Regions from separate parts of the Homo sapiens genome. Here region 1 is linked to region 2. A link is a loop called in an ENCODE intact Hi-C map of the cell type or tissue named here. Cell type or tissue: ovary. All regions are shown on one strand. Links, peaks and the distances in the headings refer to the core of each region. The heading gives the core; the rest is flanking DNA. Region 1 has its middle 230 kb from the start of GACAT3. Region 2 has its middle 37 kb from the start of LINC01804.

Region 1 (8,328 bases), core at 121-8,120, 630 kb after region 2:
TTTGCCACATGGATTCAAGGCATCAGATGAAGACAGCATTTTGGATGGCATCTACATCGAAGCACAGTTACAAAACTTGTGTGCCAATGCTTGCCAGACTCTGGCTGGGTGGATGAGTCCTGGGCTGCCCGTTGAATTCTGCCTGATCTCTGCCACTTGCCTCGTAAGGGTGTGAGCTTTACAGCTACAGTCTAGATTCTCTGCTCAAACTAGAAAGTCTCTGTTCTACACGGAGTTTTGGCTTTGTTAGCCACAGATATTAGATGCATAAGTGCGTGACATAACTTAAAATAACATAAAAAAAATTCTACTGGGTACAGATTGTCAAGAATCTTGCACACCAGGCCAAGGGGTTTATGTCTTGTAGAGTAGTGCAGTAGTCCTTAAAGGGTGGTCCCTGGAAAAGCAGTATCAGCATCACCCAGCAACTTGTTACAAATGCAAACTTCCAGACCCCGTCCTAGACTGACTGAGTCAGAAACTCTGGGTGTAAGGCTCACCAATCTGTGTTTTAACCAGTCCTCCACATGGCTCTGATGCACGCTCCAGTTTGGAAACCACTGGTGTAGGGCATGGGGAGCTAGTTGAAAAGTGTTAGGGCTGGGTGCGGTGGCTCACGCCTATAATCCCAGCACTTTGGGAGGCTGAGGTGGGCAGATCACTTGAGGTCAAGAGTTCAAGACCAGCCTGGCCAACATGGCAAAACCTCATCTCTACTAAAAATACAAAAAATATTTATATTTTGGTGCACGCCTGTAATCCCAGGTACTCGGGAGGCTGAGGCAGGAGACTCACTTGAACCCAGGAGGCAGAGGTTGCAGTGAGCCGAGATCATGCCACTGCACTCCAGCCTGGGAGACAGAGTGAGACTCCATCTCATAAAAAAAATAAAAAATATAAATGAAAAGTGTTAGGTAGTGGAGGGAAATGGTCATTCACACACATTTTAGGAAGTTCTTGCCTGAAAAGGGAGAGACACTGGAGTCAGTGGAGAATAGTAAATCAACTTTATTGCAAAAATCTGAGCAAGGACATGATGAGTGTCTCAGCCAGGATGTAGCAATGAGGCTAAAACTCACTAGACTCATCTGAAAGATGATGTGGAGGTAGAGTTTCTTGTGTTAGGTTATTGCCTAACTATTGAACGTGAGGACCAGAAGTCTAGAATGACTCCCAGGTTCTGTCTTAGGTAGATATTGATGCTATTTAACAAGATAGAAAACAAAAGAAAAGCCTTTTCCTAAAACCATGCAGAAGCCAGAGGGCAAAAATTCAACATCCAGTCGAATTTGTGTGGTTTTGGCCACTTGGCTCAAACTCTAGAGAAAGGATTCTGTTGAAAGGCAGACAATAAAGTATCAGCCACAATGTCATGAACACAATGGGGCATATTGAAACCACATGCCTCTTGAATCAGAATACATGTTATGACAGTCTGTCTTCACTTCTCTTGGGCACCTGTAGTGGTAGTGGTGAATGAGTTGGCTGTGAAGATTCAGACTGAGACTGAACATAAATAGACAGGAGAGTTCACCAGCATCGGGGACTGGCTTATGCAGAATACAGCACCACCTCCAAGTTGCGTCACATCTTTACATTGGCATCCTTGCCATTACCAAGGATGTGGTTTTGTCCATGGTCTGCCTGAACATAGGTATTAAGATGCTATGTAAAAGGGTGATTATTCTGTGTGGTCATAGACTTCAAAAGGTCAGAGCAAAACAGTCATAGCATTTCTTTTTCTTTTTTTTTTTTTTTTTTGAGACGGAGTCTTGCTCTGTCCCCCAGGCTGGAGTGCTGTGGTGTGATTTCGGCTCACTGAAGCCTCTGCTTCCTGAGTTCAAGTGATTCTTCTGCCTCAGCCTCCCGAGTAGCTGGGATTACAGGCCCCCACCACTATGCTCAGCTAACTTGTATTTTTAGTAGAGACGGGGTTTCACCATGTTGGCCAGGCTGGTCTCAAACTCCTGACCTCAAGTGATCTGCCCACCTTGGCCTTCCAAAGTGCTGGATTACAGGCATGAGCCATCATGTCTGGCCCCGTCATAGCATTTTACAGTGGAAAGAAAACTCAGTGATAAGTCGTCAGACCCATTTTTTTCATAGATGGGAAAATTAAGGCCCAGGGAAAGGAAATGACTTGTCCATGTCCAGGGCCTCCACTCAGGGCAGAGCACAAGATGCTTTTCTCCATAATCACCTCGAGGCAATCCCTAATTCCAGCTCACATCTCACTCAGTGAGAGCAACAAGGACAAACTCAAATCGAGCCCATCTATGTGTCAACAGGCATAGTGCTGCTTATTCCCCATGGATCAGCTCCTCCAGTCCCCACCTCAGTGCTGTACTTTAAGGACTGGTGTTATTCCCATTTTAGCAGATGTGAAAACAGAGGCTTAGAAAGGTCGAATCCTTGCCCAAGTTAACTCTATCAGCCAGGTGAGTGTCCAACCTGGTATTTGAAGCCAGATGCCTGATTCTAGGATCTGTGATTTCGACACCGATGCTTTGTTGTTTCTTTTATCTCTGAAGCTTTCCTGAGCCCTGGCCTCAACAAGAGCTGGCCTCTTGCTACGTGTTCCAGCAGCCTCCATCCTCCCTTCTCCTCAACTTTAATCTCCCGTTGTCATTATTTTCTGTTGTCTCCTGTGCACTCCCATGAAGCCCTGCATTCTGGTCTCACTACAATTGCATGCTTTGCTTACAGATTGTTCCCCACTTGATTGCAAGCTTCAGCAGGAAAGACACTCGGTCCATCTTGTTCACAACTATGCATGTGCCTGACACCTAGTAAGTGTCCAATAAATACCTTTTGAGAAAAAAGGATGTATAGCAGGGCCAGGCACAGTGGCTCACACCTGTAATCCCAGCACTTTGAGAGGCCAAGGTGGGTGGATCAGTTGAGGTCAGGAGTTCAAGACCAGCCTGCTCAACATAGTGAAACTCTGTCTCTACTAAAAATACAAAAATTAGCCGGGCATGGTGGCGCATGCCTGTAATACCAGTTACTCGGGAGGCTGAGGCATGAGAATCACTTGAACCCAGGAGGCGGAGGTTGCAATGAGCTGAGATAATGCCACTGCACTCCAGCCTGGAGACAGAGTGAGGTCCATCTCAAAAAAAAAAAAAAAAAAAAAAAAAAAAAAAGAACGTATAGTAAGATGTTGGCTTTTCAAGGGCAAGGGCAGGGATCCTGTGTCAGCCATCTCTATTTCTTCTCCAAAACCTACCATGCTATTGTCATGCAGTGGGGACACTCTAAGGGTTTTTGAAAGCATGAATCAAGAGGAGAATTCAGCTGGGTGCGGTGGCTCACACCCATACCTATAATCCCAGCACTTTGGGAAGCTGAGGCAGACCTTTTTTTTTTTTTTCCCCAAAAAATCAAGATAGAAATAAAAGAGAATTCTTTCTAGAACAAAGAACAAGATTGGTCACGGCAGGTTCAGGAGGACTCTGTGTCTTCGGGAATAGAGGAAGCAGTTGGCACAGAGAGGAGAGTCTGGAGAATGCCAAGGACAAACTACGATGACCTCACAAATGTTCCCCATATGTGGAGCACTGAAAGTCTGAGAAGCATTCTGACAGGGATAAGGGAGAAGGAGCGGGTCACCTTTGCTTAGTGTCTACACTGGCCTGTCTTGTTTCCTCCTCAGTCCTCCAGTGTGGAAGCCACAGCTCTTGTTCCTGAGGTTGAAGGATCTCAATGGCTTCTGCACATAGTAGGCAAACTACAAATGTCAAATGAATGCATACAAGAAACACCGATAATCTTCGTTAAAATTTATTAGGTGCTACAAACTAGCTACTATCAGTATGTTACATGGGTTGTAAAGTAGACCACCATTATCCTCAATTAATCATGGAGGAAGCAGAAGTCCTGGAGGATGAAATTGCTTGCCTATGGCTACGCGAGCTAGCAGGTGGTGAATCAGAGTGGGAGCCCAGCAGTCCAGCATCTGTACCCTTCATGACCCCCATAAACAGCCCACTGTGAGTGACGTGTTGCAGCAGCACAGATGTACATGACAGACTCCTCCTCAGGGATCATTTCTCTGACTGCATAATAGGAGCCAGGCTGGATGTTGAATGAGGGTGCAGCATTATCAGCAAGTTGTAATGACAGGGAGCACTCAGCGAGCATTCCTGGCACAGGTGTGGGTAGAGGCACAGAAACCCATGAATGAATAGTTGAGTATTGGATGTGAAGGGATGGGAGTCAGTTTCCCCCCACCCTTGTAGGTAATATCTGTCTCTTCATCACTGCTGTTCTAAAAGATGGCCCCAAAAGTTCAGTCTCTGTAAAATGTGTTCTAAATTAGTGGCCCCTTAGGGATTCTGGGGCTATTTCCCCTAGACAGAGGTCAAGGGACTGGCTGGACTGGTCCAGCAGCCAGGGGGCCATGGAGTGGCTGCAACCTCAAGCAGGGTATGTTCTTCCACCCTCTCTTACCCTCTCACCTCTCAGCCAGGGAACTGAGGCTCAGGCCTCTCATGGGGAGGCGAGAAGAGAAACCAAGAAGATAAGTGAGGCGGGGCCTGGGCCTTGTCCACTTCCCAGCAGACTCACCTGCTCAGTGGGCTGCCTTGCTATGTGGTCCTGAGGAAGCCCTTCGAGGGCTTGGGCCTATTGTCTATGGAGGGGATGGTGATAATGCTTTCTGGCTCCTGCAGACCCTGAGTGAGAGTCAGTGATTGAAAAGAATGTGGGAAGGCGTTCACAGTGTGGTTTCCTGCTGGATCTGAGCCCACCATGAAAGCTGGGGTCTCCTGACCCAGCACTTAGGCAACCATATCACGCCCTCCTTGCCGATCTGGGCATGTGTATGTTAGTTGTGTGTGCGTGCAGGTGTCTGTAGGCATTCAGTGGTTCTGCCAGGGAATTTGTTCTTTGCAACTGAGCTTTTCACAGGCAGGAAGGCCTGAGAGTGATGTCAGTTTCTCCCCATTGACTCTGTGGGATGAACTCTGCCCCTATACTTACTCCTCCTCCTGCAACCCATCCTTTAACTTCTATGATTGGGGTCCTTGGTGATGAGCCATGTCATAAGGTCAGGTTCTTCCACCTGCAGAGCACTTGGCATTTCCAGACCACATGCATGATACTTAGGAGAAGGCTTCTCCTTGCACAGTCAAAAAGGGTAGGGAAAGTTCTGCCATGGGAACTTACCATATGCCAGGATTGTGCTAGACACTTTGCACAAGGGTCTTTAATTCTCAGAAGTGATTCTGAGAGGGAGATATTTTTATGCCATTTTACTGATGGAGATGTCAAGGCTCAGAGATGTTACAGGAATACCCACAGCTAGCAAGTGGTGAAGCCCATGGTTGTTTTTGTTTTGCTTTGTTTTTTTTTTTTTTTGTTTGTTTGTTTGTTTTTGAGACAGAGTCTTACTCTGTCTCCCAGGCTGGAGTGCAGTGGTGTGATCTCTGCTCACTGCAACCTCCGCCTCCCAGATTCAAGCGATTCTCCTGCCTCAGCCTCCTGAGCAGCTGGGACTACAGGTGCGTGCCACCATGCCCAGCTAATTTTTGTATATTTTTAAAGTAGAGATGGGGTTTCACCATGTTGGCCAGGCTGGTCTCAAACTCCTGACCTCGTGATCCACCCGCCTCAGCCTCCCAAAGTGCTGGGATTACAGGCATGAGCCACCGCGCCCGGCCATAGCCCGCAGTTTTAATTTGGCCATCCTGTGGAGACTCATGAGGCTGAGCAGTGATGCTGCCAAGGCGATGGACACTGGATTGACTCTTTGGTAGTTTCGGCTTTGCTCTGGGAGGCCTCCGTGGATTGTTCCCGGGAAGGGACTGTGGCTCCTTCTGCCTCACTGGAGCATCAATTCCTGAACCTGATGTTTCTCTACTGTGAGCCAATCCTCGTGTTTTATTCTCTAATCTCGGCTTTGCCAAAAAGCAGGCAGCCTTTGGAGAACCTAAAGAGGCGACAGACCGAGTTTTTCCTCTGGTCTGTACAATGGTGGGCAAACCTCTGTGTCTCTCTGGGCCTCAGTTTTCCCACCAGTGATATGAGATTATTCTAGAATGATATTTTAGAGTCTTTTCAGCTCTGACGTCATTTCGTTTCATTGCATAGCATTGCAGTGCTCTGTATTTTATCTTTAGACACCCTCCCTCTCTGAAATGTTATAATCTTTCTCACGGAGGCTTCTCCCCTTCTGGCTAGTCTGTCTTAAAGTATAGCACCACCTTCTGGTGATTGGTTTACTCCTTCCCCCGCCTCCCACTCTAGCTCCTGTCTGATTCTTGGTTCCTCTCTTCCTCCAGAAACTAGGCTGAAAACCGATGACCAGGCACAGACACCTGGCTGTGGGCATCTCTCTGCAGAGCTCACCTGGGAGGGTCAGTGGTGAGTTGCAGCTGGACCCGGCATTCTTCCATCAAGACAGTGCCGATGCCCTTCCTGGGGCTGAGATCACACCAGGAGCCGGGGAGGAGCTGGCTACCTTGGCAGAGCCTGGATGGCCTGGGGTGGCAGCAGCTGAAAGTGCATAATTCATGAGGGATTTGCTCCATCAGGAAGCAAGGGCAGAAGTAGACAAGGTCCTCGGCCTGGTTTTTCTTTCCCTTTTGCTTTTGTTTTGAGGTGAAGAAGCAGGCTTCAGAAAAATGTATGGGCAGCCAAGTTTCAGAGGCTCTTAGAGTTTTTGGATTTTTTTTTGGGGGGGGGCTTTATTTTGTGTGGAAAAGAAAGCAAGAAAAAGAAGGGGTGTGTTTAGGGCTTTTTCCCCCATGAGAGAAATGTGGAGGGCCTCCCTGAGCATGTGTCTTTGTCTCTATGGGTCATGGCTCCTGAGCAGATTTCTCAAAGTTGCTCTCATCTGCCCAACACTCATGACGGTCTGAGGGTTCAGCTGTGGGGATAGAGAGGATGGAGGGCTGCGGGGGATCTTCTACCAGGACCTGTCAGCTCACTACCTAGGAGGACAGAGTTTAGGCTTGTCTCTATCCTGGAGAAACCCAACTGTCCCCAAACAGGCCAGGCCTTGTGTGGCTTTAAATTTCTGGAAGTACACATTGTATTGACTTGGGAATGTTTGCTGTAGGAACTCTGACCTGGCAGATAGGAGACCAGATTCCAAATTATGAATGCACTGCTCTAGGTGTTCTTCAGCAACTGAGTGTCTTTTATCTTCCAAGCATAGTTTCTTCTTTCGCAAGGAGAGGGTAGAAATGAAGAGTTTCAAGATTTCTGAGCTTCATTCTATCCCATTATTCTAGAACACTAGGAGTTAAATGATAGGGGTTTTCATTCACACTCTGCCTCTTCCCTGATAAGCCAAGTAACTTGTCTTGCTCCTAATGAGTTTGTCAGTTTGGGCAGCATCATGCATTGGAGTGGGACAGGGCCAAGATGTGCAGGTGCCCCATGCCATCCCAACCCCATGAGCTCTGCATGCTTGCAGGGTTGTTGGAAGGATGTCCAAGGCTGCAGTGAAACTTTGCTGCTGTGGATGGGGTGGGTGAGCACACATACAGGTGCCTGGGCCTGGAGCAGGCTGGGGAAGTGCAGGGAAGGTAGACAGAACCAATGGGATGGCTGTGATCCCATACAGAGAGCCACTAATTAAGGCCCATATATCAGCTAAAAGGAAGGAATTATCAGCAATCAAAAGAAAAATGTAAACACATTCCAAATTGTACATTTTTTTAACCTTCACCTAGTCGGGTGGTCCGTGTTTGTTCTATGCCACAAGGCAAATGTGTGTACCTGCACAGACACACCTGTGTGCGTATGCTCTGAATTAGAAGGGTTTCATCGAACGAGGCCGGCAGGGTGATACTCAGCCGCCAGGCCTCAGCCTTGTGGGAATTGGCAGGAAACTGTTGGTAAATCACTTGGGATTCTGTGGGTACAGGCACTGTGTTCATTGAAGATATCATTAGCGCCTTTCGTCAGGAGCCAGAAGCCCACAGTGCAGTCTACCGGTGCTTGACTTAGCTTGTCCAGCAGTGAAATTAACATAATAAAACTCAGTTAACAGAGATGCTACAGATTTAATTAGTTCCTTAACAGTTAAAGAAGAGTTATGAGATCCTGAGCCCTCCATCTTCAAAAGCAATTTGGGCAGATTGATGTCACCGTCCGACATCTCCACCGAAATTCTGGGTTGCCAAAGTCAATTTGGGAAATTGCTCATATTATTCTACCTCCTTCCTTACCACCTTGAAAGGAAGCACTTCCAGGTTGCCTCTCAACTGATTCTTCCAGAGCCTGGGACTCACCGGAAATAGGGAGGTTCTACCCTATGGGCTCTGGAGCTTCTCCTTTGGAGTGCCTGGCCCCTCTGCCTCTCCTCCCACATCCCAG
Region 2 (8,328 bases), core at 124-8,123:
CCATTGTGCTCCAGCCTGGGCAACAGAGCGAGACCCTGTCTCAAAAAAGGGGTTGGGGGCTTTTATAAAAGAAGTAGCTGAGGAGAAATGAGGGCGGTGACAAGAGGGCAGGTGACCTTCTCTGGAATCCCACACCACCTCCTGTGCCCTGCTCATCTTTGGAGTGTGGGCTGCACTTCCTCCTGTTTCCAGAAGCGCTGCACCCCAGGTTGTCCTCAGTGCTGTGCTCCCATCTCCCTGGCTCCCCAGCTGATCCAAGCACCACTGTTTCTGTGGCCAGCACCAGGGTTCAGAAACTGAGCAGCCCCCTGCCAGGCTCCAGCAGCCCCGGGGACCACCACAGGATGCCCTGGCAGAGCAGAAACAGGATACTCGGCCGGGGACCCCTGAGAGGAGACCAGGGCCAGGAAATGCTTCTTCCTGCTGCAGGGACAGCTCAGTGACCTGGAAAGGTGTGGGCCGGAATGCTCATGTTTCCACAGTGACATCATCACTGGTGGAAATCGGAGGATCAGCACCTTGGATTTACCCGACGTGCACAGTCTGTGTTGTCCCCAGGGAGACCCTGGCAGCCGATGTTTTCCTGATCTGGAGAGGCTCATCTTGTGCTGCTGCCACATATGACTGCACGACTGGCCCAGTTCACATAACCGTGGAATCTCACAGATCCAGAAGAAAAACGAGGGTGTGAACCCTGGACCCCAAGCAGCATAACCCCTCCAGCCTCCAGGCGGTGCAGGCTCCTCCTGAGTGCACACTTCCAGGGATGAGAGGCTCACTTTGTCTGAGGCCGTGATTCCACAGCTGGGCTGACTCTAACACCAGGGACTCCTGTCTTTCTCCATGGTGCCTCATCCCCCACCCCGCAGATCAGATAAGTCTCTCAGTGCTCCATGAAGTCCTTCAGAAATACGTCCATCTGGGCTTCTCTTCTCCAGACCAAAAAAACCAGCACCCCTTCAACTCTGCCCCTTTAGCATGACTTAAAACCTTTCATCCTCTTGGTCACTATTCTTTGATTATATTCAAATGGATAAAAGGTGGAAGCCAGGACCAACCCAATGCTTTAAGCAGTAAGTAGGGTCTGGCTGCTGTGGGATGGAGCAGGGGCCTCACCTTCCCACACCTGGATGTTCTCCTTCTATTAATGCAGCCTTCAGTGGCTCTAAGTATGGGCAGCTGCCAAGGCTTAAGAGAAGCTCAGCTGACCCCCTTCCAAGTACTCCCCCTCCCCAGCTATTAGGCTATCCTGCTCTTGAACAACAATTGTCTTCTTCTGAAATCTGTGCTTGCCCCGGGAAAAATTACCTTGCTAGTTCCAGTGCATCAGGATCTCCGCAGCTCTGATTCTGTCCTTCTTCTCAATGTTTTGTTTTCAACTCATGAAGAACAGTGGTTCTCCTAACCCCCACCCCAGTTTCTGACCACCTGACTTTTAGGTGAACACCTCATCTTTCCTGGGAGATGCCGGCACTTGTGGGCCCTGAGCAGTGGCTGCAGAGCCATACCTGGCAGTTTCCTGCAGGTCACCGCAGCCTCTCTCTTTCCATCCTGCCCCTTGGAGCATGGTGTCACCTTCTTGTGCCCATGTAGGAGGCGAATTCACCTCTCTCGTGCTATTCTCTCTCTCTTCTTTATATTTTAGCTCTGTCTCTCCAGGCTTGGTTCCCCATTCACTTCTGTCCTCACCAAGCACTGTCCTTGTGCAGGCCACTCTGCTAGTCCTTGACGGCAGGGCTGGGTCCTTCTCTTCACTCTGTCATCTCCAAGGACTTGCCACATAGAAGGGGACATAGAGACATCAGCAACTCATGGGAAAGCACAGAGAGCTGGACCATCCCTCCTGCAAGGGCCAGGAGGGATGCTCCAGCCCCGTCCCATCTGGTAAGAGGGAGTTGAGGGCCAGCTCAGGTTTCGACACATGCCTGGCTGTGAACGAGTGCAACAGGGAGTCGACTCAGGGCTGATGTGCTCTCCTGTGCTGTGTGCCCTGTCCCAGTGCCTGGCCAAGGAGGTGCACGTAGGAGCAGGTTCCTCCCGCAGAGAGGGGTGTCTTTTAATGTTCGCCAAATGGGTAGAAGGGCCCCATTCTCTCTCATCCAATTCAGTGGGCCCTGATTTGATTGTTTGTGGTAGTTTCATGGTACCTACTTTGCCAGAGCTATTATGCCTTTGCTTTTTTCCTTTTCTTTGAGATGAAGTCTCGCTCTGTTGCCCAAGCTGGAGGGCAGTGGCATGATAGCTCACTGCAACCTCAGCCTCCCAAGTTCAAGCGATTCCCCAGCCTCAGCCTCCTCAGTAGCTGGGACTACAGACGCGTGCCACCACACACAGCTAATTTTTTTGTACTTTTAGTAGAGACAGGGTTTCACTATGTTTCCCAGGCTGGTCTTGAATTCCTGACCTCAGGTGATCCGCTTGCCTCGACCTCCCACAGTGTTGGGATTACAGGTGTGAACCACTGCGTTCAGCCTTTTTTCCATTTTTTTTTTTTTTTTTTTGAGACAGAGTCTTGCTGTGTCGCCCAGGCTGGAGTGCAGTGGCACGGGCGTGATCTTAGCTCACTGCAAGCTCTGCCTCCCAGGTTCACGCCATTCTCCTGCCTCAGCCTCCTGAGTAGTTGGGACTACAGGCGCCCACCACCACGCCTGGCTAATTTTTTTGTATTTTTAGTAGAGACGGGGTTTCACCATGTTAGCAAGGATGGTCTCGATCTCCTGACCTTGTGATCTGCCTGCCTCGGCCTCCCAAAGTGCTGGGATTACAGGTGTGAGCCACCGCGCCCAGCCTTTTTTTTCCTTTTTTAAAAAAATAAAATAAAACAAGTACTAACTTCCCAGGCGGTTTTCCTGCCAGTTTTCCAGCTTTCCTTGGTGAAGTTGTGCTCCTGTAAATCACTCACGGGGATATTAAATAAATGCTGATTGTTGAGAACTCTCGCAGAGGGAGACCAGTGCTCAGATCAGAAGAGTCTCCCTCCAGCCTGAGGTTTGAGGCGCTCCATCTGAGTCCTCTTCTGTCCTGCCTTGTCCACCTTCCTGCCTCTGTGCCTCGGCTCAGATGGTTACTTTGTGCAGCAGCTGGGAGACAGACTTGGAACCAGGAGTTCTCCAGGCCCCGCCATGGTCTCTCCCTGCAGCCCCTCCTCCCATCCTGGCTGGCTGGTGAAGTTCTCAGCACCGGGACTCACAGGTCGCCACCTGGAAGAAAAGCCCCTGAAGCCCCATTTCGTTTAAACAGCGCAAACCTGAAGCACAGGCTGATGTTTAGGGATTGGGCTTTGTCACAGGCCAGTTTTCCTGACTAACAAAAATTCTAGGCACCTTTTATCGAGTGCTCTTTCTACCCCAGGAGCTCTGGACTCATTATCTGCTTTTATCGCCCCAAAATCTCTTCGAGGTAGGCTATACCACCTCTGCTTTACCAATCAGGAAACCAATCAGAGAAGTTACATAAAATGTCCCAGAGTCTCACAGCTGGTCCATATCATGGGCCTGGGATTCGAACTTTGACACCTGTGACTCAGAGCTCATGTTCTTTCGGCTCCACTGCTCTGCCTCCTTGGAAATAATACTGATGAGCATCCTTCCTCCTCCCAACTCGGGCCCTCTGGCTGCCCAATACAGCCATAAGTCAGGCTCTGTCCCAAGGTCCAGCCCAGTCAGGCCATGCTAGCCATGGGCTGGTAATGGGACCCCTGTGGGTGGGGGAGGGATGGACGCACTAATGCACTCAGCCCTCAGGCTGGAGATCAAACGGCCCAGCAGAGAGAGATGTAAATCACCCCTCAAAGAGCAGCAGTTCCAAGTGACCGGTGAACTCAAAGATTCCCACAGACACCCAATACCCCCCTCCAAGCCTCCCTGCTGCCCTGTGGGTGGGGGCCTAGCACACCCTGGGAACCCAGGTCCACCGAGGCCTCACAGGCCTCACCTCTTCACTTAGGATTCTTCTGCGGCCAAACCCAGGACTGGGGTCCCTGTAGTAATTAACATGCTCACCTTTGTGAAATGGTGTAGAGCAAGCCGATCCCAGATTCAAAACCTCCAGCCACTTCCTGCCTGGGTGATGTGAGGCAAGTCATTTAACCCTGAGTGGTTCTTCATTGATAGCATAGGGATGAGAAAAACAACCTCGCACTGTTGTTGGGAGACGAAACAGGTAGCGTGTGAAACCGTGGTGTCTGGTTGACACTAGAAGGTGCTAGCTCCCTTCCCCACTGTAGCCCTCTGCAAAATGTTTTACAACTTGTACCTCATTTAAACGTCATAACCTTCAGCAAAATGGGTATTATCATCTCTGCCCTTTGAGGAATTAGAGAGGTCCCATCTTAAGCCAGGAGCACTTGGCCAGCGTCAGGACATGAACCTGGCACCGCCTGACGCCAGTTCCCTCTTCACTTCCCTACTTGTTTTGAGACACTGGAGACCATATAGTTTTGTAAAAATGCTCTGCAGAGGTGAAGCGTGTCCTCGAAAGGAGATGGTGCCCCTCACAGCCGACAGCCTCAGTGCCTGTGCTGGGCCCCTCTGATAGCATGAGCAGAAGGTGGTACTGGCCCTGCACCTTCTCCAGCCCTTTGGTGAAGCACCTGTGGCTGCAGATTGGGCGGCCAGGAGTTGCAGCCTTCTCTGGGCTCCCACATGGAGGCGACTGCGCAGATAAACCCAAAGCCTTGGGCGCCCCGGCCCCTTCTGTGGCCTTCACACCTCCCGGCACTGCCCCTGCAGCCTGAGCCCCTGAGCTTGGTGGGAACTGAAGCCCTGGGCCCTGCCCCCAGGGAAGCCTCTGTCTCCAGCGGACCCCTCCTCAATCCGGGGCCTGCTTCTCATCTCCCAGCGCCATGGGCAGGATCCCGCTATCCTGTGAAAGCCGAGGAGGGAGGAATGTCCCATGAAAGGTGCCTGAGGAGGCCTGGCCAATATCAGGCCACCAAATGGCAGGTGCCAGGTGGTTAGCATTAATGGAGTTGTCGCAAGGGAAAAGGTTTTATGGGAGGAGCGGTTGCTGACTCTGACATCCCCCTTGGCTGCCATCACCAAGGGAGGCCCTGGGGGTTCATCTTCAAACCCCTTCTCCACTCAGGCCCTCTCCGCCTGCCCTCGGCTGCGACACTGGCGTAAGTGACATCACTTCTCACATGCACTGTCGTCAAGCCCCCTGGCTGGTCTCCCTCCACTCAGGCCCTCTCCCCCTGCCCTCAGCCACGACGCTGGCGTGAGTGACACCACTTCTCACGGGCACTGTCCTCAAGCCGCCTGGCTGGTCTCCCTCCACTCAGCCGCAGGGTGCCCCGTTGCTCACTCCCGTGTGCAAGCCCTGCAGTGGCCGCCCATGCCTTCAAGCCCTGGGGCGTGAACTTGAGGCCTTCAGTTCCCAGTGAGCCTCCTCTCTCCAGCGCATCCGGGCCTCTAACTCCACTGAAATGCCCAGTTTTTGTGCTCTCTGCACATAACTCTGCTGGAACTTAACACTCTAAATGATGGCATGGAAGGAACGGGTGCCCATTTGGGGCTTGCCAATGTGGCCAGGAGCCTCCTATGGAGTCAGGAGCCCCACACTAGGGCGAGGTGTGTTCCTCCCCTTTCTCCTTGGGCAGTGATTCCTGAGGCAAGCAGAATCCCCAGGAAGAAAGGGTGAGCCGGGCATGGTTAGACCCGAGGGAAGGGCCAGAGCTGCCCAGGCATCGTCAGTGCCAGGATAGATCGTCCGGAGCCCCTGTGTCCTCATGAGTGAACAGAATGTTTCAGATCCAGCTAATTCCTCATAAAGCAATGTTTGTGAGGTTTCATTATCTCATTTTGTCTACTCTGGGATATTCCTTACATTTTCCAAAATAGAAGTCAAAACCAAATAAGCAGACAGTAACACCAAGATGCCGCCTAGGACTGTCTACTCCTCTCCCTTGAGGTGAAGCTCCTCTTATTCAGATTTCATCCTCATTTCCACAAAATAAAACCCAACCTCCTCAACCTGACTTTGATGCTCTTATGCCTCAGATTTCCTTTATTTCCATTGTTATGTCCCACTGTGACCATCCCCATCCCTACACTCTGGCCACCCTGGAACATTTGCTTGTCTTTAGTCTCAAGTCATACTTCTCCTTCTTTGGGCTTTTGCTCTGGCATAATCTGGCAGGATTTGGGAAGGCTTCATGGAAACCGCATTGGCAGTGAGTCTTGAAGGTGAAGCAGTAAGACCCACACCCAAGACATGAGACGTGGAGGTGAGTTAGGGAGGAGGGTAGGGGCCGGGCCACCAAAGTCCGTGGATGCCTCGCTTCTCAGGCAGTGGAAGCCGCAAAGTTGTTTTAAGCATGAATGAGACATGTCAACCTTATGGTCTGTGAAGTGCACACTGACAACTCTACAGAGAATGAACTCAGAGAGGGAAGACTAGACTCTGGGGAGAGAAATTAGGGACTGTTGCAATAGCCCAGGTGTCAGGTCATGAGGGAGGAATTCAAGGAATATTTAGGAGATATAATCAGCTGGCTTTAGTGATGTGAATAAAGGGAGGGAGAGAGACTAGGGTGCCTCCTCAGTCTTAGTGGAGTGATTGGGGTGAGGAGGAGGAACTATGGATGGAAAGATGATACGTTCACTATGTTTACCTTCTCTAAATTGCCTTTTAATAAAAATCTTCTAAGGGTATTATATAAAAATACCTATTCTCAGGGCCTACCACTGACCTGTGAAATCAGAATATTCTGGGGGAAGGGCCTGGAAATCTGCATTTCAAAATGCACCTCAGATGATTCTTACCATCAGCAGAGTTTCGGAAGCAATGCCCGCTGTTGGGATGGCATGCCGCTGGTTTACCCTGGGACCTCCCCTGGAACTGTGAGTCCCCTGAGGCCTGCAGCTACCTCTTCATCTTTACTTCCCTAGATCCCAGCTCAGGGCAGGAGAGCCCACGGTCAGTGTTTGTTGAATGAATGAGCTGATCTCCAAACCATGACCGACTGTTTCCTCTTATAAACTGCGACGAATATCAGCTATGCCTCTGACTGTGGGGTTGGTTGGTCAGTCCTATTGTACCATTTGTCCAGATTGGATTCAAACCCTCTTACTGCATCCCATCTGCCTATCTAGTTTGAAGGTTTCCTTCCAGGGTGACAGTCTCGTGTACTCTATAATTTCAAATATTAACTACTGGAGGCTTCTGCTTTTTGGTTTTTAAGTTGAACAATAGCGAAAAATAATTGCACTTTTTTTTTTTGTAATAAGAGAGGAAATGTTACCAATAGCAAGGTCTTCAAAAGGCCACTTCGCAAACGAAAAATTTACTTGAAGGCACACACTCTTTTGCTGGAGGCCAGGCTTGGTATGTTTCTGATTATACTGCTGACCCTCACCCTGAAAATCCTTTGTAGAAGGGCCTTTTTTCTAGACAGCCTACTGATGAGCAAATGATCTAACAGATTTCACACCACATAAATTTGAGCCTAATAAATGGCTTCAAATTCAGACCTCCTAATTCTGGTTTCAGAGAGGTAGTTCCCTTTACAAAGGCAATCATGTAGACAATTAATAAACACACACACAGCACCGGGAAAGGGTGAATTCTGCCTCAGCCCCCACCCCGAAAGCAAGCTCCGAATGACTGGCTTCGTGAAATGTAGATTTACCTTAGGCTTCTTGTTCTGGCAGAAGACACGGCCGTGGTAAGGAAGGCCCACTTGGTCACGGATGTCTTCTGCCCTGTCCTGTACAGTAGCCACTAGACATATGTGGCTATTTAAATTTAAATGTATATTAAAAATTAAAATGTCTGTCCTTTCGTGGTACTGGCCACATTTGAAATGCTTGGTCGCCACATGCTGTTAGGAGCTACTAAATTATAGTTCAGGATGGGACTTTGCTATTGTCTCAGGGAGCTCTAGTGGACAGTGCTTGTCTATTATTTGGGCAAAACCTCTCAGGGCCCAGATTGCTCCTGTTTTGTCCCAGTTGTTGGCAACTGTACCTCCCCACCCTGGGACTGTGTTATTACATTATTCTATATAAACAAAATGAAGCAAAGTTCATACTGAAGAAAATTAGGGATTAAAAAGAAATCCTGGCTGGGCGCGGTGGCTCACCCCTATAATCCCGCCCAGCGCTTTGGGAGGCCAAGGTGGGCAGATCATGAGGACCGGAGATCGTCACCATCCTGTTTAACATGGAGAAACCCCATCTCTACTAAAAATACAAAAACTTAGCTGGGCATGGTGGTGGGCACTTGTAATCCCAGCTACTCAGGAGGCTGAGGCAAGAGAATCGCTTGAACCTGGGAGGCAGAGGTTGCAGTGAGCCAAGATTGCACCACTGCACTCCAGCCTGGGCG

What was found. Hi-C counts contacts between places; a loop is a spot of excess contacts. Peaks named below come from ENCODE experiments on the same cell type or tissue, not always from the same donor. Only the 100,000 strongest peaks of a DNase experiment are listed, where the experiment ranks them.
Region 1: a loop joins it to region 2, with 3 times the contacts of the local background. A loop is called at or near these places in 4 of 110 quality-filtered maps.

The regions. Positions count from the first base shown.
Region 1 is chr2:16,275,821-16,284,148 of GRCh38, forward strand. No RefSeq gene overlaps it. Among named protein-coding and RNA genes, the nearest start is that of GACAT3, 230 kb to the left of the region's middle. In ovary, for the core only: a CTCF peak has its summit at 6,224 (motif pointing left); a DNase peak (open chromatin) is centred at 4,512.
Region 2 is chr2:15,649,349-15,657,676 of GRCh38, forward strand. No RefSeq gene overlaps it. Among named protein-coding and RNA genes, the nearest start is that of LINC01804, 37 kb to the right of the region's middle. In ovary, for the core only: no CTCF peak of the experiment used is centred there; a DNase peak (open chromatin) is centred at 4,712.